Regions from separate parts of the Homo sapiens genome. Here regions 1 and 3 are each linked to region 2. A link is a loop called in an ENCODE intact Hi-C map of the cell type or tissue named here. Cell type or tissue: CD4-positive, alpha-beta T cell. All regions are shown on one strand.

Evidence for each region. Peaks named below come from ENCODE experiments on the same cell type or tissue, not always from the same donor. Only the 100,000 strongest peaks of a DNase experiment are listed, where the experiment ranks them.
Region 1: a loop joins it to region 2, with 8 times the contacts of the local background. A loop is called at or near these places in 18 of 110 quality-filtered maps.
Region 3: a loop joins it to region 2, with 4 times the contacts of the local background. A loop is called at or near these places in 7 of 110 quality-filtered maps.

The regions. Positions count from the first base shown.
Region 1 is chr2:28,818,484-28,826,483 of GRCh38, reverse strand. SPDYA (speedy/RINGO cell cycle regulator family member A) reads right to left here. Exons shown (of 8, transcript NM_182756.4): 4 at 7,378-7,436; 5 at 4,074-4,159. Among named protein-coding and RNA genes, the nearest start is that of SPDYA, 12 kb to the right of the region's middle. In CD4-positive, alpha-beta T cell, a CTCF peak has its summit at 4,940 (motif pointing left); a DNase peak (open chromatin) is centred at 4,933.
Region 2 is chr2:28,563,752-28,571,751 of GRCh38, reverse strand. PLB1 (phospholipase B1) reads right to left here. Exons shown (of 58, transcript NM_153021.5): 19 at 6,399-6,472; 20 at 4,913-4,956. Among named protein-coding and RNA genes, the nearest start is that of PLB1, 72 kb to the right of the region's middle. RefSeq lists silencers at 4,777-4,836, 4,877-4,936. In CD4-positive, alpha-beta T cell, CTCF peaks have their summits at 4,625 and 4,828; DNase peaks (open chromatin) are centred at 4,471 and 4,801; H3K4me3 peaks cover 1,208 bases; H3K27ac peaks cover 341 bases.
Region 3 is chr2:29,192,581-29,200,580 of GRCh38, reverse strand. It overlaps ALK (ALK receptor tyrosine kinase), which reads left to right. Exons shown (of 29, transcript NM_004304.5): 27 at 2,905-3,039; 28 at 3,721-3,811; 29 at 6,659-7,807. The coding sequence ends at 7,357. Among named protein-coding and RNA genes, the nearest start is that of CLIP4, 81 kb to the right of the region's middle. In CD4-positive, alpha-beta T cell, CTCF peaks have their summits at 3,379 and 3,586 (motif pointing right); a DNase peak (open chromatin) is centred at 3,590.

The sequences.
Region 1 (8,000 bases), 250 kb before region 2:
AGTGGATAGAATTTTCTGAGTTGTCTGTTGAAAGGCATCAATCTTCAGGCCAGGCTCAGTGGCTCACGTCTGTAATCCCAGTACTTTGGGAGGCTTAGGCGGGTGGATTACCTGAGGTCAGGAGTTTGAGGCCAGCTTGGCCAATATGGTGAAACCCTGTCTCTACTAAAAATACAAAAGTTAACCAGGCATGGTGGTCTGTGCCTGTAGTCCCAGCTACTTGGGAGATTGAGGTGGAAGGATTGCTTAAACCTGGGTGGCAGAGGTTGCAGTGAGCCAAGATGGTGCCAATGCACTCCAGCCTGGGTGACAGAGCAAGACTCCATCTCAAAAAACAAAAACGAAAAACATCAATCCTTAATCTTCAGAAAGGTTACCAAATCCCAAGTAAGTTATTAAAAAGAAACCAGTGCCAAACACCAAAGAAAAAGAGGTCTTAAAAGCAGCCAGAAGGCCAGGTGTGCAGCTCATGCCTGTAATTCCAGCACTTTGGGAAGGATGGCTTGAAGTCAGGAGTTTGAGACCAGTCTGGGCAACATGGCAAAACTCCATCTTTAAAAAAAAATAAAAAATAAAAAATTAGCCGGGTGTCGTGCTATGTGCCTGTGGTCCCAGCTACTCAGGAGGCTGAGGCAAGAAGATCACTTTAACCCTAGAGGTAGAGGTTGCAGTGAGCCAAGATCATGCTGCTGCACTCCAGCCTGGGTGACAGAGTGAGACCCTGTCTCAAAAAAAAAATTAAGAACCTCCTATATGTTAGTAATTGAAAGATGAAATAAAATGTTATATGTTCCTTGCCCATAAGGAGCCTACAATTAAGTAAAGAAGGCAAGTAAGCATGAAACAAATAATTGTGAAAGGTAATGTGGAAGAATGATAATAGAAGTTCAGAGTCTTATAAGAATACATAGAAAGGAAACATTATAAGACTGTATAGAAAGGAAAAGAACTTGAGCTTTAGAACTATGGCTGAGAAAATATTTAACGAGGAGAACTATTGAGGCCATACAAAAAGTATGATTAGTCTTAAAATGGAAATTATAATTCATGTTATTTTTAATATGGAGCTTACATAATACAACATGCAGTACAACCTTACAGATAATTGTATTGCATAAACTCAATAGTGCTCTACTGGTAATAACTTTATAAAACAAGTTAAACGAATTCAATTTCAGGCATCTAGTAAGATTTAAACTAAAGCTTCTTTTGGTTTGTTTTTAATTCTCAGGTAAAAAAAAAACACAAAATAAATATTGCATCAACATAGATACAATACAATACTGAGATATATAAACAGCAATTTAACTTAGTGGTTGATGGCTGAATTTGGTCATTGATAACCACTCCTGAGTTTGTGCCCCTGCTTTGCTGCTTACTAACTTGTTTGTTCTTAGAAAGTACTTAATCTTCCTCTCAGTTTCCTCATCTGTAAAATGGGGATAATAAAAAATTTATTTCATAGGGAAAATTAAATGAGTTAATACTACATTAAAATTTTTTGTGGTGCCTTGCACATAGTACTCAGTATTACCTAATACTATTATATTTAGCAATCATCCTAAATTTTGAGTTCATTTTTCCCTGTGCACTGGAAAATATATCTCCTGAATACAAGTAGAAATCAGTTTCTTTGGCTGGGCGCGGTGGCTCACGCCTGTAATCCTAGCACTTTGGGAGGCCGAAGCAGGTGTATCATGAGGTCAGGAGATCAAGACCATCCTGGCTAACACAGTGAAACCCCATCTCTACTAAAAATACAAAAAAAAATTAGCCGGGCGTGGTGGCATGCGCCTGTAGTTCCAGCTATTCAGGAGGCTGAGGCAGGAGAATTGCTTGAACCTGGGAGGTGGAGGTTGCAGCAAGCTGAGATAATGCCACTGCACTCCAGCCTGGGCAACAGAGAGAGACTCTGTCACAAAAAAAAAAAGAAAGAAAGAAAAGAAAAAGAAAAAAGAAATCAGTTTCTTCTAGTCCTGTTTTTTTTTTTTGTTTTTTTTTTTTTCTCCTGACAGCATCTTGCTCTGTTGCCCAGGCTGGAGTATAGTGGTGATCATAGCTCACTGCAGCCTTGAACTCCTGGGCTCAAGTGATCCTCTTCATCTCAGCCTCCCAAGTAGCTGGCACTACAGGCACATGCCACCATGCCTGGCTAATTTTTTTATTTTTATTTGTGTAGAGACTTACTATGTTGTCCAGGCTGGTCTTGGACTTCCAGCCTGAAGCAATCCTTCCGCCCCAGCCTCCCAAAGTGCTGGGATTACAGGCGTAAGCCACTGTACCCAGCCTAGTCCTATTTCTTTAATAACTCTTTGATTCTGAATTAAATACACTTTGAGTAAAAACTTTACCTTCAGTGCTGACAGCTATTGTGGTATTCAACTTAAATATTTTTTATATGTGTTCTCTAGGTAAACACTTAAAATTATATTCATATGGCTGGGCGCGGTGGCTCACGCCTGTAATCCTAGCACTTTGGGAGGCTGAGGCAGGCGGATCACTTGAGGTCAGGAGTTCGAGACCAGCCTGGCCAACGTGGTAAAACCTCATCTCTACTAAAAACACAAAAAATTAGTTGGGCGTGGTGGTGGGAGCCTGTAATCCCAGCTACTTGGGAAGCTGAGGCAGGAGAATTGCTTGAACCCGGGAGGCAGAGGTTGCAGTGAGCCAAGATCACGCCACTGCACTCCAGCCTGGGTGACAGAGTGAGACTCCATCTCAAAAAAAAAAAAAAATTTTATATATATATATATATATATATATATATATATATATATATATTCATGCATTCCCAACTACAGCATTATATCCAGCTATAGGGTAGAAAAGGAAATATACTCTTTTTTTTTTTTTCTTTCCTGAGACGGAGTCTTGCTCTGTCTCCCAGGCTGGAGTGCAGTGGTGTGATTTCGGCTCACTGCAACCTCCACCTCCCGGGTTCAAGCGATTCTCCTGCCTCAGCCTACCGAGTAGCTGGGATTATAGGTGCCCACCACCACGCCCAGCTAACTTGTGTATTTTTAGTAGAGACAGGCTTTCAACCATGTTGGCCAGGCTGGTATCGAACTCCTGACCTCAGATGATCCACCCGCCTCGGCCTCCCAAAGTGTTGGGATTACAGGCGTGAGCCACCGTGCCTGGCCAGAAACATATTCTTAAATAATGCAAATTCCAAATGTATTCTGACCTATAGATTGGAAAACCATTTCACAGATCACAATGAATATAAACTAAAGTCAGTGGAAGAACTGGAAAACAACTGTATTCCTTTGTCACAGCTCAGTGTGTTTAGTAAAAGAGCCAGTGAATACCAATGGTATCAAATACGAATAATGACTATGTTATAGATATAGGTCCACAAAGACTATGTTTAGAGCATTTTCCACAAGTTGTTCAATGTAAAAGGGCAATGATGATGGTGATTTTTACTATATATTAATTGAAAATTTCAGAGAATATTCTGGTTTTAAAAAATATCTAAGTCACAAAGAGGAGAATTTGGGATAATTTATATGGAAGCATTCTGAAAAATGTAAAACATGCAATACAAATTGAAGAGGAATACTCCAAGAAATCTTGGCCAGGCGCAGTGGCTCACACCTGTAATCCCAGCACCTTGGAAGGCCGAGGCGGGCAGATCACGAGGTCAGGAGATCAAGACCATCCTGGCCAACATGGTGAAACCCCGTCTCTACTAAAAATACAAAAATTAGCTGAGCGTGGTGGCACGTGGCTGTAATCTCAGCTACTTGGGAGGCTGAGGCAGGATAATCACTTGAACCAGGGAGTCAGAGGTTGCAGTGAGTCAGGATTGTGCCACTGCACTCCAGCCTGGCAACACAGCGAGATTCCTTCTCAAAAATAAATAAATAAATAAAAAAGGAAATCTTAGGCATATAGCATGATAAGTGAAAAAAACATAAAAATATCCTATTAAAGTAAAAAACATACAGCATTTATACAGGAAGGCCTATTCAAAGATATACATAAGGTTTTAAATAGCCTCTGTTTTAAATAAGGTGTAATGTATATAATAGATAACACAACAATCACTTAGTAGAAAGTATACTTACAGAGCAATAAAGAAATTTATCCTGGTATGCTCACTTATAGTAAATTTAGCCCTCTTGAAATAAACAAAGGTCATAGCCAAAAGATACTATAAGGAAAAAAGTTAAAAATTAATATTAATGTTTTGCTTTCATAAATAAAACTGCTTTAAAATAGTTAACTTTAAAATTTTCTGATGAATAAGCTAAAACAATAAAGTGTTACTTATTATAGAATTGTGTACTTAATTTTTGGATTCCTGTAATCCACCATGTGAACAGTGAAAAGTAATTCTTGACTATTTATTATATCATTATAAACTAGAATGGACTCCTAAATTTTATTATTGCCAATAGTTTGAGCTAAAATCCCACTTTTATCTAATTTAAATTTCAAACCTATACAGAAACTGAAATAACAGCAAAATGAACAGCCATGCATCCTCACTTAGATGCACCAAATTTGCCATGTTTGCTATCTCTATTTGTGTGTATGTATGTGTATATATAATTTTTCTAAACCCTTTTAGTTACAGACATCCATACTCACTTTTTAAAATAACTTTTTAAAATGATTTCCAAATGACTTCAGAAATTAGAATAACATGGCTGTATTTTCATGGGGAGAATGTGTTTTAAATGTATTATTAGAAAGATACATCTCTAGCCTGATTATTAGCACATATGCCAGGTTCTGTCTGTTCAAATTAAAAACAAGTTATAATAATGTATCAGATTATCTCTCGTAAGACATTTATTCATCCTATTGTAACAGGATTTGCCACAAAGGTGATACCAAGTTTTCACAGTAACTTCCAGTAAAGTACTCTTGAGATCGTGTTAAGACAGTACTCCAGGTAGTTACTTTTCCAACACTGCCCCCTTCTGCACAACAACTTTACTGCACCTTAAAACCATAAAGTTTAAAACTTCCTGACGGGCGCAGTGGCTCACACCTGTAATCCCAGCACTTTGGGAGGTCGAGGCGGGTGGATCACAAGGTCAGGAGTTCAAGACCAGGCTGGCCAATATGGTAAAACCCCCATCTCTACTAAAAATACAGAAAAATTAGCCGGGCGTGGTGGCACATGCCTGTAATCCCAGACATTTGGGAGGCTGAGGCAGGAGAATTGCTTGAACCCGGGAGGCGGAGGTTGCAGTGAGCTGAGATCACGCCACTGCACTCCAGCCTGGATGACAGAGTGAGACTCCATCTCAAAAAAAAAAAAAAAAAAAAGAAAAAGAAAAAAAAAAAATCACATCATAACTCCACATGAATTGTATATTTGATATTACAGCATTACTGTTAATTTTAAAAGTTCTATGACATTGTAATTGTTTTAAAACAGCTCTTAACTTTTAGTGATATATTGTGAAATATTTATGGATAAAATGTTAGGATGTCTGGGATCAGCTTCAAAATAATCGTTTTTGGTGAGAGGCATTAGAAGAAACAAGAACAGCCACAGTTGATCTATTGTAGCTAGATGAGATGCATATGGAGGCTCTTTGTTCTATTCTATTTACTTCAAATTGTGTATGTTTTAAATTTTCCAAAATGAAATTTAAAAAATTTTATAAACCTTCTTCTAGTGTATCCCTGTCATCTTAAGCTTAAATAAAAATCTTCACCCCAGTACTTTGTATTTAATCACAAGCTAACCTTCCACTCATTCCCTTTACTGTTGGCTAGTAGTGATGTAAAGTCACGCTTAATTTTCAAATATGACTGCTTGGTACAAAATGGCATTTACAAAGCTGAAAATTCTTAGCACGAGAAATATTTTTCTAAAAGAAAAAAATTGAAAAATACAAAGCTGAAATTTTATTTTATTATTATTATTTTTTTGAGACAGAGTCTCGATCTGTCGCCCAGGCTGGAGTGCAGTGGCTCGGTCTCGGCTCACTGCAACCTCTGCCTTCTGGGATCAAGCAATTCTCCTGTCTCAGCCTCCCGAGTAGCTGGGACTATGGGTGCGCACCACCACACCTGGCTAATTTTTGTATTTTTAGTAGAGACAGGGTTTCTCCATGTTGGCCAGGCTGGTCTTGAACTCCTGACTTCAGGTGATCTGCCCGCCTCAGCATCCCAAGCGCTAGGATCACAGGTATGAGCGACAAAGCTGAAATTTTAACCATTCAACAAAATCTAAAGAATATAGAAACATCGCTGCTCCCAGTGTGTAAGTCAGACATTCTTTTATGAAACACTGATTCCTAAACAACATGTTAAACTAATTTTACCCTACAAATTACTGAGATTTGTTTTCTCTGACTTACAAAATACTAAAATGCAGACTACCTTAGTAAAGTAAATCTCAGAATATTTTTTCTCCACAGCCTGATAAAAGGTAATAACTGATCAAAATGTATTAAGTCTATACTGATTTTCTGTTTGTGGTTCTTTGGTTTTTGTTCGTTTTTGAGACAGGGTCTGGCTCTGTCACCCAGGCTGGAGTGCAGTGGTGGTACCACAGCTCACTGCAGCCTTGATCTCCCTGGCTCAAGCAATCCTCCTGCCTCAGGATAAAATATATATATATATATATATATATATATATATATATATATATATATATATATATTTTTTTTTTTTTTTTTTTTTTTTTTTTTTAAGAGACCAGGTCTCCCTATGTTGCCAAGGCTGGTCTTGGAACTCCTGGGCTTAAGTGATCCTCTCGCCTTGGCCTTCCACAGTGTTGGGATTACAGGCATGAGCTGCCACACCTGTTTTGATTTCTGTTTTCAATCAAATACAAATTTAAGGTCATTTAAATGTAATCAATAATATTCTACAATTCCTTAAGTATAGACTGAATCTATGCTATATGCTAATTCCAGAAATTCATGTGTAAAGCTTCTGCTTTGAAGGAGCAGTGCAGGCTAGCTCTTATTTTTTTAATTTTTAAATTTAATTAATTTGTTTAGAGACAGAGTCTTGCTCTATTGTCCAAGCTGGAATGCAGTGGCACAATTGATCAAAGCTCACTGTATCCTCCAACTTCTGGGTTCAAGTGATCCTCCCACCTCAGCTGGGTGGCTGGAACTACAGGTGCATGCCACCACACTTGGCTAATTTTTAAATTTTTTAGAGATGGGGGTCTCACTATGTTGCCCAGGCTGGTCTCCAACTCCTGGCTTCAAGTGATCCACCCACCTCAGCCTCCCAAAGTTTTGGGATTACAGGTGTGAGCCACTGCACCTGGCCACTAGCTCTTTTCTTAATCATAACTAATAAGATAGAAAATTCTTATAAGGTCTCATTAAAGCTCTAATGGTTCAGTTACATTATAATGCTGGTTAATTGTTATACTGTTACCAAATTTACCTTGTCTGCAATTTTACAGCAGCAGTCCATCCACAAGAAATCTTGAATTAAATCGTCATCTACAACAAAAGATAGCTATAACTTGTCTTTTAAAAACAGAATGTTTCCTTTTGAAGAATTAATTTCTATGTCAAGAGATTATACATGGTGCTTAGAAATAAAACAAAAATGAATGAACCAGTGTTGCCTAAGGTGGAGTTTTCAGTTCTTTGGTGTATTTACCATTGCAAAGACTGTACGAAAAACTACTGCTTTATCCTTCATCAAGCCATCTGATTTGCCTTAACATATGGCTCAGATTGGAGAATGGTAGAAGTGTTTGGTTTACTGAATATCCAACAGTATTTTTAGTTTTGCATTCTTCTCTCCTATTTATCTCTATTCCACTTTCTATTACTCAAATACATATGAAAATGTCTATATAAAAAGGATTCATAATTCATTATTTATAATTAACATTTTGAAAAAACTATTAGGATAAAAAGATCAACAAACAAACACATTGTTAAAAATAATAACATCTAGAAAGTAGGTAAAATATTTCAATTCTAAAGGGCTAAAATATATAATCTCAAAATACATTAATAGTTGTCAGAATGTAATCTAGAAAAATCTGTTTTTCC
Region 2 (8,000 bases):
CATTTTTCTGTGTGTAACTATCTAGTTGTCTCAGCACAGTTTATTGAAAAGACGATTCTTTCCCCCATTGGTTTTGGCATCCTTGCTGAAAATGAGTTAACCATGAATATGAGAGTTTAATTTCTGACTCTCAATCTTAGTCCACTGTTCGATATGTCTATCCTCATGCTAGTACCACGTCTTGATTACTATAGCTTTATAGTAACTTTTGAAATTGGTAAGTATGAATCCTCTGAATTTGTTCTTTTCTAGATTTCTTGGGATATTCTGGGTCCCTTGAATTTCCACATGAATTTTAGGGTCAGCTTGCAAATTTCTGCAAAGGAGCTAGCTGGAATTTTGATAGGGATCACATTGAATCCGTAGATTGATGTGGGGAGTATTATGAAGAATATTAAATCTTCTAATCCATGAGTGTCAGATGTTTTTCTACTTATTTAGGTCTTTAATTTCTTACAGCAATGTTTTGTGATCTTAAAAGCGATGCCCTTTTTTGGTTAAATTTGGTTAAATTTATTCATTATTTTTGATGCTATTGTAAATGGAATTAATTTCATTTTCATATTAATTGCTAGTATAAAGAATTATAATTGATTTTTGTATATTGATTTGTACCTTGCAATCACTGAACTCATTAGCTCTAATAATTTTTAGTGGATTTCTTGGGATTGTCTCTATATAATATCATCTCATCTTTAAATAGAAGTGGTTTTATTTCTTTATTTCCAATCTTGGTACTTGTTCTTTCATTTTCTTGCCTAACTGCCATGGGCAGTGTGATGTTGAATAAAAGTGGCAAGAGCATGCATCCTTGTCTTACTCCTGATATCAGAGAGAGGGGGCAGCATTCCATCTGTCACCATTGCCTATGGTGTCAGCTGTGGGCTCTTAAAAGATACCCTTTATCAGAATGAGGAATTTTCCTTCTATCCCTAATTTGTTCAGTATTTTTTTACTTTATTTATTTAGAGACAGTCTTACTCTGTCACTCAGGCTGGAGTGAAGTGGCGCAATATCAGCTCACTGCAACCTCTGCCTCCCAGGCTCAAGCTATTCTTATGCCTCAGCCTCCCATGCAGCTGGGATTACAGGCACCCGCCACCACACCCAACTAATTTTTGTGTTTTTAGTGGAGACAGGGTTTCACAATGTTGGCCAGGCTAGTCTCTAACTCCTGACTTCAAGCGATCCACCTACCTAGGCCTCCCAAAGTGCTGGTAGTACAGGCGTGAGCCACTGCGCCCGGCCTTTGTTGAGTGTTTCTATCATTAAGTGGTGTTACATTTTTGTTAAATGCTTTTTCTGATCCATTGAGATGATCATGATGTGTGGTTTTGGTCTTTTATCCTATTGACATAGAATATTACATTAATTGATTTTGAGGTTGAAAACTAACCTTGTATTCCTGGGCTAATTCCACTTAGTCATGAGGTATACTTTTTTTTTCATATTGCTGGATTTTGTTTGCTAGTATTTTGTGTAGGATTTCTGGGTCTACATTCATAATACTTACTGGTCATACTTTTCTTCCCTTGTGATGTCTTTGTCTTATTTTGCTATCAGGGTAAAACTCATAGAATGAGTTGTGAAGCATTCCTTCCTCTTCTGTTTTTGGGAGGAATTTGTGAAGAACTAGTAATTGATACTAATGTTTGATAGAATTCACCAGCGAAGTCAGAGACAGTCTGGGCTTTTTTTGGTGGGAAGTTTTAAAATTATTAATTCAATCTCTTTGCTTGTTATAAATCTATTCAGATTTTCTTTTTTCTTTCTTTTTTTTTTTTTTGAGATGGAGTCTCGCTCTGTTGCCCAGGCTGGAGTGCAATGGCGTGATCTCGGCTCACTGCAAGCTCTGCCTCCAGGGTTCATGCCATTCTCCTGCCTCAGCCTCCCAAGTAGCTGGGACTACAGGCGCCCACCACCACACCTAGCTATTTTTTTATATTTTTAGTAGAGACGGGGTTTCACCGTGTTAGCTAGGATGGTCTCGATCTCCTGGACCTCGTGATCCGCCTGCCTCGGCCTCCCAAAGTGCTGGGATTACAGGCGTGAGCCACCACGCCTGGCCTCAGATTTTCTACTTTTTATGGATTCAATTTCAGTAGTTTGTGCCTTTCTAGGAATTTGTCCATTTCATCCAAGTTATCTGATTTATTGGCATACAATTTGTTCATGGTATTCTCTAATAATCCTTTTTATTTCTGTAAGGTTGGTAGTATCTCCTCTTTCATTCTTGATTTTCATTTCCCCTCCCTTTTGTCAGTCTAAAGTTTTGTCAGTTTTGTTGAACTTTGCAATCTCATGCATTCTAATTGCCTTTACTAATATGGATCCACACTTTTCACTTTTTCATCTTTCCAACTTGGCTGAGCCATCCTGAGAGCAGGGTCTATATATACCCCAGGGCCTCATATAATGCTCAATACATGATTATGGACTGAATTAGAAATAAAACAAAGTTCAGACAAGCTTGGAGATTTGTTCAAAGACATGTAGGTGCTGAGAATGGCTAGTATCTCAGCTCCAACACAAGGACACTTGCCCCCGCTGTCTCACAATCTGCTAGGATGTGAGAAAGAAACTGGCCGGGTAGCAGCCAGGACTTTAGGGCCCCATTCAGCAGAGTGCCTGCTAGAACCCAGCACTGCTGCAGGTTTACTCAGCACAGATGGACTGGACTCATTCCTTGAGGTTTGGGGATATTACACTAATAAATGGAAATTGCTCCGATTTCTATTCAAGAGAAAAAAGGACTGTGAAATCACCTGAGCGATTTGAAAGTGGAATGGTTTGTCCTAGGAGGTGGCAGCTTCCCTAGGAGGTAGAAGGAACTCAGCACAGTCTACCCAGCTACTTAGCAAGAATATCATAGGGAGGAACCACACATTGGATAGGGCAACGACTTGCTGGTGCAGGCAGTTCTCTCTGCCAGGAACATTCTCTCCCCTTTCCTTACCTGACGAATTCTAATTCTTGACGCTCCTTTTCAGAAGACAGGGTTAACAGCCTCTATGTTTATTTTCCCCTAAGCTTTGTACACATCTATAAATATTAGTCATGTGTCTGTCTTTAGGAAGACATGCTGCCAAAGACACTTTGGTGATGTCATCGGAGCACTGTTCTCCTATTTTCCAAGCACTCAGCACTGGAATATTTGCTGGATTAAATTGAACAGGGGGTTGAACGGGGATTCTGTTCTGCCCTTACATTCTTATGAGTTTTCTAACACGTTTCCATATAGTTACTTCCCCCTGGATTATCTAGCCCCTATAATCAAATAGTCTTCACATCTCTAGCAAGAAGAGTCTAAATAGCGGATAATCCATTTCTGGGCTAAGTGTGTCAGGGGAGTCATCCACCTGTGGGGTAACATTGTCTCAATCCTTTGTAAATTACTTTGGTGAAAGAGGTGAAGCCAAATATTATCCAATTATCTTGTCCATAATACGAGCATGGGAAGTAAAGAGCCCAGAAAGCTATTGCATACATTGGGCCATCCCACAGCCAAGTTCATCACACTCACAAAAGCACCCTGAACCATCTCCTAGCAATAGAGGAACTGATTTATAGCTCATGTGTGTAGACCTAGATATAAAGAAGGCAGGGAGTGCTTGTGGCACAGAACCCTGTCTACCTAAATTCGACAGGATTTACAAATAACCAAAACAGATAAAGTGAAGTCTGCTCAGCTCTGCTCTGCCTATGTGGAGATTAAGCTATGATGTCCCCCTCATCCAAATCTTGGTGGCTTCAAGTTGTTAGCTTCTAAATATATATTACAAAGGGCTATGTACCAGGAAAGTAAATGAAAATGGGACCAGTTAAATTCCTCCCAGGCAAAATTATCAGCCAGAAGATTCCAGGGGAAGAATTCAATTTAAATATGTATCGCTTGCATACTTTAAGAACAAGCAGGGAGATGTGTACGCACTGGCGAGAATTTTAAAAAGATAAGATCAGACCCTTCAAGGAATATAATCAGACTTTAAAAAATCATTCCGCCTGTAATCCCAGCACTTTGGGAGGCCAAGGCGGGCAGATCACGAAGTCAGGAAATCGAGACCATCCTGGCCAACATGGTGAAACCCTGTCTCTATTAAAAATACAAAAATTAGCTGGGTGTGGTGGCGGGGGCCTGTAGTCCCAGCTACTCGGGAGGCTGAGGCAGGAGAATCGCTTGAACCAGGGAGGCGGAGGTTGCAATGAGCTGAGATGGCGCCACTCTGCACTCCAGCCTGGCAACAGAGTGAGACTCCATCTCAAAAAAAAAAAAAAAAAAAAAGAGAAAGAAATCATTCCGAGCAGGTTGATGGAAAGTAAATTAAGGAAAGTGCTGAGTCCCAAAATGGCTGTGTCTGCACAGCCTGCACAAGATAACTTCATCTCCTCCTGCGGCAATAGCAGCGGTTCCTACAGCAACCCCGCAATTCAATATCTGTGCGCAGCTGTGCCTGCGCCCCAGGTGCCTGGATCGATGCCTCTCGCGGGGGTGATCTGCTGGGAAAGGCAGGCGCCGCACAACCGGGTTTCTTTTTCTTTTTTCTTGAATCACTTTTCTTTATTCTCTCTAATCTCATGCCAGATTATTGAATCACTTTTTAATGACTTGCCCTAAGAGGTGATCTTTTTCCCCGCTTTACTTTCTTCCTCCTTTGGTCAAACACAATTTCTTTTTGACACCTCCCCGCCCCCGGCCCCCAAGCCCCGAACCTCGTTCCACCCCCAACTCTAAGGCTTTCGTCACTGTCGGAAGCGGAGCTGGGCGGCAGTCTCGGGAGGCAGCGCCCCCTGGTGAATTTAGCGGGCTCCTGCAGCCGGGGCTCCTCCCGAGGCCCGCGCCACCTGCAGGGGGAGCGGGAAGCGTGCAGGGGCCGCCCCAAACCAAACATCCCGGCCGCCGCCGCGTACTCACTCGCCAGGGTGGTAACGGTGCCGATGTTCTCATCTCCGCCGACGCTGTAACGTGGGTCCAAGAAAGAAAATGAAGGGTTAAAATCCCAGCCACGCCGAGACCCTTCAGACACTAGCCAGAAACGCCCGTCTCCCGAGAAACAGCCCGGGGGCCTGGAGCTTGCACTTTCCCCATCACTTCAGTAGAAAAACGGAAAAAGCAAACCAGAATACGACTCCCCTCCCCATAGGCCAGCACATCCAAACAAAACGCCAGCTTTAAACCAGCGGCTGATTTTCGCTGATGTTGGGGAAGGGGAGGTAGGTTGGTTCCTTGCACCCCTGCTTTCAAAGGGGAAGTAGTCCCTCGTCTGCCAGCCCCTTTCCAACTAGCCACTGCAGCGTGCATTAATATTATTGGCCCTATTTTTTTCTCTCTTCTCTTCCTGCTTGGCTTGGAAAAGCCGTTTTTAAAAGGTGTCTTCTAGAGAGTCAGCCATCTTCCAAGCCAATAATAAAATTCCAAGGTGATCAAAGTTAGAAGGGTTTCTAGGCATGCAAATATGCAGCATTCCAGAGTGGATTGGATTCCCTGCTTTTCCACACCCCCCCACCCCATTCTGTGCCAAGGGTGTCTAGGAGCATCTAAAAGGTTCCCCAAATGTTTGGGTTTAACTGTGTTGCAACGTGAGGAAGGATGCCAGAGACTCGGCACTCAGGTTAAAGCAGGTGTCAGATAGAGATGCCAGATTCCAGGTGAGGAAACACCAAACCTGCCCGGGCTTGCAGCAGAGGTTTGATCACATACAGAGCAGAAATAAGCCTGCCCAAAGTGATACAGGATAAGGGAATGCACTGGTGGGGGCCAGGAAGCATCTGCTCTGCTTCCTGATCTTTTATCTTCTGGCTCTGTGATCTTGGTCAGGTTACTTGCCCTCTCTGAGCCTTGTTTCCTCATCTGCAAAATAAAGGCCCTATAATAACAATGCCAACTACCAGATACTTAGTGTCAAGCACTGTGCTGGACACCTAAATTCTTTCTAGCCCTCAGACAGTGCTCAGGTAGTAGCATTATTTCTGCATCAGAGATGAGGAGAGAAGCTCAGAGAGGTTAGGGAACTTGCCCAAGGTTACATCCAACTGGGCAGCTAGGGCTCAGCTACAACTCTGGTTCCAAAGGCAATGATCTGTGCATCACTCAGGCCACTGCCTCCTTCTGAGATTATATCACAGAGGGAGAAATGGAAGCCAGAGAAGCATTTCCAGCCCAAACATTTATGTAGTTTCTCTCCTGGATTCCTGGCTCAAGGCTCAGCTACTGTTTTGGGCAATGTAGTGGTTTGAGGAGGCTGGTGAATACCTTTTTCAAATTAAACCTAGAAGTTGGTCATAGAAAAGAACAAAATGGCCCACCCTTCTGCTTAAGGCGTTGTTTTCTAGAACACTCAGGGGGCTTCCCTTGCTCTGCAATGAAGGGGCCTTTGGGGCCTTGCCACACCCTCACTCACCTCCAGGACAGGCCTCGGTACTGAGTCAAGACGTCCAAGACGTTCCCAGGTGTGGACCCGGCCCCATTGCCTGCCTGAGAGGGAACAATGAGGGGGTGAGTTTCTCTGCTTTCCCCAGTGGCCCACCTCTGCCTACCTGCCAAAAGGTCTATGTTCTTATGCTGGCCAGGACCACCTGGGCACTCTCTGGGATCTAGGGTCTAGATGGCACCATGTCTCCATATGTATCCTGCCTTTTCAGAGATGAGTGAGAGTGCCCACTGGGAATGCCTGGTGCTACTCCCAGCTCTGCTTCATTCTAAGAAACCCTGCCTAGGCCAAGACCAAGTAAAACTCGTCCAGCAAAAGTGCTCTTGAAATTAGACTGTACCTTTTCAAAAGGATACATTTCAGGGTCCTGTTTTTCTCATTTTTTTAAAGTTGTGAAGTATATCATAAAAGGAAATACATCATTATCCTTTTATACCAATATATCTCACCTATGCAGTTTAAAATGTAGTAATAAAATGAAATCCCACGTAGCCGTCATCAGCTGAAGAAAGCACAATGTGGACACTCTCCAGGTGCGTGTCCCTTGCCTAAAGCACTTTGCTTCTGAGCATTTTGAAGGGCATGCTGAGACTGGCCTCCCAGGCAGTTGGGGGTGAAGGCTGGCCTCCATGAGAGGCCCCCCAGGTGTGATCCCTGCTCTCTGGTGCCCAGTTCCTTTGCTACCTGCCAGGCAGGTTCACACCCAAAGTGCTGCCTCCCTAGGAACCCCTGAGCAGCTGTGCCGAGATGTGATGACCCCTTGTCCTGAGAGTATCTTCAAGGAGACCAGGGAATTGGGAGCAGGTGATGTCAGGCCCCGCCGGGCAGGAAGAGGTTGGGATAAGCAGTGTATGAAGCTGCTAAGGCCCAGCCTGCCAGTCCTTCCTGGGAGGTTATGAGCAGTCAGGTCTTTGGGGTAAAGAGTGGCTGAGGGGCCACGGAGGAGGCTGCCACAGCATAGGGATAGGGCCCTGGACTTAGGGTCAGGATCCCTGATTTGTGATCCTGGCTCGAGCACTTACAAGCTGTGTGACCTTAGGCACTTCACCTTGCCCAGCTTCATTCACCTTCTTATTGATTTAGAGACAGGGCCTTGCTCTGTTGTCCAGCCTGGAGTGCAGTTGCACCATTGTGGCTCATTGCAGCCTCGAAATCCTGAGCTCAAGTGATCTTCCAGCCCCAGCCTTTCAAGTAGCTGGGACTATAGGCATGTGTCACCATGCTTAATTTTTTTTCTTTTCTTTTTTGTAGAGATTGGGTCTTGCTACATTGCCCAGGCTCACCTTGACCCCCTGGCCTCAAGTGATCCTCCCACCCTGGCCTTCTAAAGTGCTGAGATTATAGATGTGAGCCACTGGGCCCAGCCTTTATTGGTTGAATCTAAAGAAAGTCATGCCTCACAGGATTTTGTCATGAAGATACATCCCACTGAGTGGATGATATCATTGTGATAGACCATAGACATGAGAGGTGTCTGCTTGTTCTTGGGGAGGATTCAGCTGGAGACCCTGTATTCTACTGGCCCAGAGAATAGCAGCTGGACTCTGATGAGAGGCTGTTGAATGGAAGCTG
Region 3 (8,000 bases), 630 kb before region 2:
AATACAAAATGGTCAGTGAAATTGAATTTCAGATGCACAGCAAATAGTTTTTTAGTATAAATATTGGAGCATACATATACTAAAAAAACTATGTGTTGCTTATCTGGAACTCAAATTTAACTAGGTATCTGGTATTGTTTGCAAATATGAAAATCCTACTTATTCAAAATTGTCAAAGTTCTATGACCAATACTACTTCTTGCTCCCTTGAACTCTAAACTAAGAAAATAAATATTCATGTGCAGTTCTATTAGTGCTCTCAAAGGATGCTATAACCTATATCTATCTAGAAAAACAGAAAACATATAGCTATAATTCTTTAGGCCTTACTGCCAGTTTCTTGTTCATTTGATTTTGCCTAGTTAGTTTTGCCTTGAAGGGAAGTAAGATCACCAAACAGAAAGGAATAATATATGTGCCAGGCAATTTGTAAGTAGCAAAATCAAGAGATCTCCAAACAGAAAGGAATAATATATGTGCCAGGCAATTTGTAAGTAGCAAAATCAAGAGATCTAATAATGTATTCCAGTCTGTCTCGGATTAGTTGTATAATAACCTGTGCTTCAACCTTCTCACCTGAAAAATAGGGAAAATATCTTTGCCCAATCCTTCTCACAAGAGTCTTTGAAATTTCACACAGATGATGACAATAAAAGCACCCCATGTTTCTTAGAAGATGAAGGAACTATTGTTCTCTACAATTTTTGTGGTAATATTTGCTAACCTCAGAAAACTACAATCACACTAAAAGATAGTCTTTGTCAAAAAGCTGATCATTAGGTAGTGGTTTAAAGTTTTAATCAAAATATCAAAGGTGATTCTTTTAGAACACGAAGAATTCATCTCATAAAGCTTTTAAAAAAACAAATGAGAAATCAAATATTTTTTAAAGAGAAATAGAGAAAAATGCCTTTTCAGATTTAAGACAAATACACAGAAAGTAAAATAGAATGGTATCAATGCAAGAAGCAGACAAATAGATGAAGTGAAAATATAGCCAGAAACAGACCTGTTTTTAATCGTGAGTCAATGGGTAAGGAGGAAATTATCTTATGCATAGTGTTGGAAGAGTAGTTATTTGAAAAGCAAATCAATTTAGGTCCTTACCTCACACTAGACACCAAATTAAATTCCAACTAGATTTAAGAAGAGAGCAAAAACAAACACAACTAGAAGAAGATAGCAAATATTTATCTAATCTTTGGTGAAGGGAAGATTGTATAACTATAAAATAAAGGAAATCATGACATTAAAAAAATAGGTTTGACTATCTAAAAATAAAAATCTTTCTTTGGTATGCTAAAAAGTAGCATTAGAAAGCAACTAAGGCCAGGTGCGGTGTTTCACATCTGTAATCCCAGCACTTTGGGAGGCCGAGGTGGGTGGATCACCTGAGATCAGGAGTTCAAGACCAGCCTGGCCAACATGACGAAACCCTGTCTCTACTAAAAATACAAAAATTAGCCAGGTGTTGTGGTGGGCGCCTGTAATCCCAGCTACTTGGGAGGCTGAGGCAGGCGAATCACTTGAACCTGGAAGGTGGAGGTTGCAGTGAGCCAAGATGGCACCACTGCACTCCAGCCTGAGTAACAGAGTGAGACTACATAAAAAAAAAAAAAGAAAACAACTAATAAAAGTATTTGAATTTTTTATAAAAGGTTAACATCTCTGACATATAAAGAGTGCCTACAAATCAAAAAGAAAATTGATTGATAGATACCAATTTGTCCCAGCAGATAAAAATGGGCAATTCATAGGAAAAAAAAGTGAAATGAATTAATAAACACTTGGGAAAACATCCAACCATGTGAATTATCAAGTCAATAAACATAATTTAAAATATTCTACCATTTTTTCCCTTAAAATCAGCAAAAGTTGTCATTATTATTAAGAATACTCAATGCTGGTGAGTGTGTCTACCACGCTTTTACATGGTGCTGGTAGATGAACAGAGTAACACATTTGGAAACCAAATAATATGCACCAAGAATTTGTCAATATTCATAGTCTTTTGATCTAGTTATTTTACTAGAATTAGCCTACATTTTAATTCAGTAATTACCCTGAATTACTAGATTATCCTATCTGGATTCAAGATCTATCTTGAAAGTTATAGGACTGCTGACTGTTGGATGGGAAGTGGAGGGGTGTGGGAGAATGGAATCAAGGATGACTCCTAGGTTTTGGGCTTGAGCAAATGTATAACCAGAGGTGCTGATGAGTTGGAAAAGAATAAAGGAGATGATGTGTGTACAGAAAGAGTTCCATTTGGGCATGTTAAATTTGAGTTGCCTATTAAAATAGGCCAGTGAAGTTGATGAGTGGGCATCTGATAGATGAAACTGAAGCTCAGAGAACTGTAAGAGACTATGAAATCAGCTGGCTGGACATCCTAATCTAGTAATTCAGAGACTTTATCTTAAGGAAATCTTCCTTTTAAAAAATGCACAAAGATGTTCATTATAGTATTTTAAATATTTTGAAAACTGAAAACAATGTGGAAATGATAAGGCAAACCAACTACTCAATGGAATGTTTTACAGCCATTAGCCATTCCAAATGTTATTTATGAAATGGACTGGCATGGAAAATGTTTATGATATAATGAAATGTGCAGAAAAGTCAAGGTTCAAAATTGCATATTGAATATAACTGCAAATAAGTGAAAAAAAATCTCAGCACAGAAACGACTTAAAAATCAACAGGGGTTGTCTTTTAAGGGAGCATCATGTGTAGTATTTTCTTATTTTTTAAATTTTTCTACATTTTAAGAGTTCTATGTTATGGAAAAGGGTATAATGGGGGAAAAAAAGGTTGAAATTGTATGTCTGTGTGCCTGTGTGTGTGTGTGAATGTGGGTGGGTGTGTCTATATCCATCTCCATGTCCTCTGTCCCATGCCCAGGTCCTTTGGAGTGCTGCTATGGGAAATCTTTTCTCTTGGATATATGCCATACCCCAGCAAAAGCAACCAGGAAGTTCTGGAGTTTGTCACCAGTGGAGGCCGGATGGACCCACCCAAGAACTGCCCTGGGCCTGTGTATGACTCTTTTAGGAACACTTCTGCTAGTTACTAAGCAGTTTTTCTTTTCAAAAAATATCCAGAGCCACATATGCTTCTTTAAGATGAAGGGGCAGATGGCTGCCCTCCCTTTAATATGCCCCAAGATGCGAATGTGACTGCGACTTCAGTGAGATGGATGCGTCTCCCAGGCCCTCAAAAGCAAGGATGCCATCCCAGAAAAAGTATCCATTGTCTGGCTACAGGCTGTGGACTCACCAGGCCTACATTCCCCAAGCTCCTGCTGGGAATGTGTGTCCCAGGCCCAGTCCCTGCTGCCCTACACCGTATGTCTGTGTCTACTTTAAAGATTTCCATTCCCTGCAATGTCTCCTGCCCTGCCTGGCACCCCTCACTTCCTTCCCACAAGCAACGTGGATGGGAAATATAATTGGAATATTCTGTCCCCAAAGTGGCTTTAACTCAGGAATGGAGTGACAGCAGCCGTGGTTAACATAAACATCAGGATGTCTGTGTTAGATACCTTTACACCTGCGCACTCTTCCTTGACCAATCAGCAGGGGGCAGCATAGGCCAAGTACACGGGGCCTAGACGAGTTCGCACCCTCAACGTATTCGTTGCAACCCTGGGGCTGGAAGAAAATATATTTTTCATCATTGTGCTTCTCCTTATTTTAATTAATGTGCTTCTTCTTTTAGATACCGGATAATGACTCAGTGCTGGCAACATCAGCCTGAAGACAGGCCCAACTTTGCCATCATTTTGGAGAGGATTGAATACTGCACCCAGGTAAAACATTTTCTCCCTTTGGTCAACATTTACTCTATATGAAACAGTCTTAAAGATGGCAAATACCGAAATATGAAATAGGTCAAGCCAGTCAGAGTACAAGATTTATGATCAAAATAGTGAAAATTAATTTTCTCTAAAATGAAATGACTGGTGTCTCCATTTGCCCATTTTGTAAAATAAATATTAGTAACTTCACCAGCACACAGCACAGTGCCAGACACACAGTAAAAACTGGGGAATCAATCCAGTCCACGAGAATTTATCAAGTCCCTACTGGGGACCTAATGTTTTAGTAGCCAAAATTGAAGCTTCACAGACGTATGGAACACATCTGCTCTCAAATAGTTTAGAGCCTGGCTGGAGAAATAACAACATGTGAAGTAATTAATTGCATATAAAATTGATAGATTATATGTCCAACTATATATGTCAGGAGGATTAAGGGAATGAAATTTCAAAGTAATCTGGAGAAATTTTAACATCATCAATAATACTTGCTATCATTCATACTGCACAAATCACTTTTTGCGTATTTCGTTTTATCCTTAGTGGGGAATGTAAAATATCCCTACCTTATAGATGAGGAGTTAAGGCCTGAAGAGTCTGTCCAAGTCAAACATTCTTCTAGCAATCCTGTGGGTTCCTCTACAGATCCCTCTCCCATTCCTTCAATAACGACTCGAAATTTTTGCTTCTCTCCCTCATTTTCAGCCGACAGCTATGCTTCCTCCCTCACCAAGAGGGTGGAGATCATCATAAGAGAATGCCCTCATTTCCTCCCTGTCTCTGATACAAACTTCTCTGCCTCTGCCGCCATTTCTCACCACCTGCCTTCCCGTCTCTCCTCCCCTTCAAGGCCAGCCTTGCTGCCAGTATCACCAATCGCCTGCTCAGGGCTTTGTTCTGTCCGATGCTCTCCTCTTCCCTGTATTCACTTTCTTTCCCTCTCTCTTGGTTCTCGTTCTGCCAGGATATCTAATTCTGAGAATATTTTAGAAGAGTCAATAAACCACTATTTATTTAATTTAATTTTGGGAGCAGTCTCGCTCTACTGCCCGGGCTGGAGCACAGTGGCGCCATCTTGGCTCACTGCAGCCTCCACCTCCCGGGTTCAAGCGATTCTCCTCCCTCAGCCTCCTGAGTGACCAGGATTACAGGCATGTGCCACCATATCCAGCTAATTTTTTTTGTAATTTTAGTAGAGATGGTGTTTCACCATTTTGGCAGGCTGATCTCGAACTCCTGACCTCAAGTGATCCACCCGCCTCGGCCTCCCAAAGTGCTGCCACACCTGGCCTACCTACTATTTCTTTAAATCCCCTCCTCTTCATTGTGACTAAAGACAGACACATTTTTCAAACTGTAGTCATTTTCCAGCCTCACTACTCCATCCTCTTATTCCTTTCAGCTCACGTGAGTGAACTGGCATTTTTATCTATAGACTTCCTATATCACGTTATTGAAGGTTCTTTCAGAGAACTCTGTTTAATGACATTAGGTTATTTTGTTGTAATCTGAATGGAATACACCCACTTAAACATATATACCTTCTTAGGAGTATTTTTCTCAATAGTCTATAATATCCCTCTTAAAAGGCAGTTTTACACAAGCATATTTAAAATGATTGATTCACTATAGAAATTACTAAAACACAGAGGGAACTAAAGAATGTTTTAATGAGTCAGAGGTAGTTATTTTTTAAACTCGAACACTCGTGTTTTTCTGTTACTCAGGTAATGAGGGTATTTTCTCAATTTGCATAAAATATTAATTAATTTCTCCAAATTTAATTTTTCTTCCACAAATTTTCCCTAAACTTCTGGCAGCTGCTTCTGTTCTTCTATGTTACAGTCTATTACTGTGAAAATGATCTAGCACACAGTTGTTTTTGTAAATGGTTTTCCTCACAGCACTTCAGCATTTCCTGGGTTGTGCAAAGGGTCCCTCACATCCAGACTAGTTAAAGAATGCCTGTAATCCCAGCACTCTGGGAGGCCGAGGCAGGTGCCTCACCTGAGGTCAGGAGTTCGACACCAGCCTGGCCAACATGTTGAATGAAACCTTGTCTCTACTAAAAACACAAAAATTAGCGGGGGTGGGGGGGTGGGGGGGTGGGGTGCATGCCTGTAATCCCAGCTACTCAGGAGGCTGAGGCACGAGAATGGCTTGAACCCACTAGGCAGAGGTTGCAGTGAGCCAAGATTGAGCCATGGCACCCCAGCCTGGGCGACTGAGCAAGACTGTCTCTAAAAAACAAACACAAAAACATGCACTGTGGTACCTGCACATGTGATGATGTGGCACAGGAAAACTTACAATCAAGTGTAAAGTACCCAAATGGAAATGGAAAGCAGCTGGGAAGAGATCAAAAAATAAACCCTGTAGGCCAACATGGCATGTGTCTCCTCTCCTCCTCCCCCCAGCCCCCCACCATCACTCTTGAAGTCAAACACATAGGCTTTTATTTTTATTTTTTCCAGTTGGAACGATTTTAGTGGAACTAGACTGGAATAATACAAATAATAATCTTAATTTTTTTTTTAAATCCACTAATCTTTAAAAACTGGCCAAAGGTCTCCTCCTCTGCAAAGCTTTTCCTGCTCCACTCTGTCCCAGGCACCCATACACACTTCCATTATAGCGCTTATCCTCTAAGGTCTTTGAGGATAAGGATGACTTCCCATTCATTTTGTATGCCCCAGTGCCTGTAAGTTACTATATTCTCAATAAATCCTGGTTTCCTCATCTGTAGAATATGTTTAGATAACATCATCTCTAAGGTATCTTCTAGATCCAACATTTTTTGTCTCTGATTCAAAGTTTTAATAATTTCCCCTACGGCAGGACCCGGATGTAATCAACACCGCTTTGCCGATAGAATATGGTCCACTTGTGGAAGAGGAAGAGAAAGTGCCTGTGAGGCCCAAGGACCCTGAGGGGGTTCCTCCTCTCCTGGTCTCTCAACAGGCAAAACGGGAGGAGGAGCGCAGCCCAGCTGCCCCACCACCTCTGCCTACCACCTCCTCTGGCAAGGCTGCAAAGAAACCCACAGCTGCAGAGATCTCTGTTCGAGTCCCTAGAGGGCCGGCCGTGGAAGGGGGACACGTGAATATGGCATTCTCTCAGTCCAACCCTCCTTCGGAGTTGCACAAGGTCCACGGATCCAGAAACAAGCCCACCAGCTTGTGGAACCCAACGTACGGCTCCTGGTTTACAGAGAAACCCACCAAAAAGAATAATCCTATAGCAAAGAAGGAGCCACACGACAGGGGTAACCTGGGGCTGGAGGGAAGCTGTACTGTCCCACCTAACGTTGCAACTGGGAGACTTCCGGGGGCCTCACTGCTCCTAGAGCCCTCTTCGCTGACTGCCAATATGAAGGAGGTACCTCTGTTCAGGCTACGTCACTTCCCTTGTGGGAATGTCAATTACGGCTACCAGCAACAGGGCTTGCCCTTAGAAGCCGCTACTGCCCCTGGAGCTGGTCATTACGAGGATACCATTCTGAAAAGCAAGAATAGCATGAACCAGCCTGGGCCCTGAGCTCGGTCGCACACTCACTTCTCTTCCTTGGGATCCCTAAGACCGTGGAGGAGAGAGAGGCAATGGCTCCTTCACAAACCAGAGACCAAATGTCACGTTTTGTTTTGTGCCAACCTATTTTGAAGTACCACCAAAAAAGCTGTATTTTGAAAATGCTTTAGAAAGGTTTTGAGCATGGGTTCATCCTATTCTTTCGAAAGAAGAAAATATCATAAAAATGAGTGATAAATACAAGGCCCAGATGTGGTTGCATAAGGTTTTTATGCATGTTTGTTGTATACTTCCTTATGCTTCTTTCAAATTGTGTGTGCTCTGCTTCAATGTAGTCAGAATTAGCTGCTTCTATGTTTCATAGTTGGGGTCATAGATGTTTCCTTGCCTTGTTGATGTGGACATGAGCCATTTGAGGGGAGAGGGAACGGAAATAAAGGAGTTATTTGTAATGACTAAGCATGGGGAAAGACATTCTTTACTTGAAAAAGAAAAAATCATAGACAACTGAAATGTCACTTTAGGTGACGGTTAGATGCTTTTAATTGTGCTGATTCATCACCAATTGTAAAAAATGTCGTGAGTAGTTCCAGTAGTATAGCAGAAGTGTGTATATACTCATCTCAATGAAATGCATACATTCCAAGTGCTT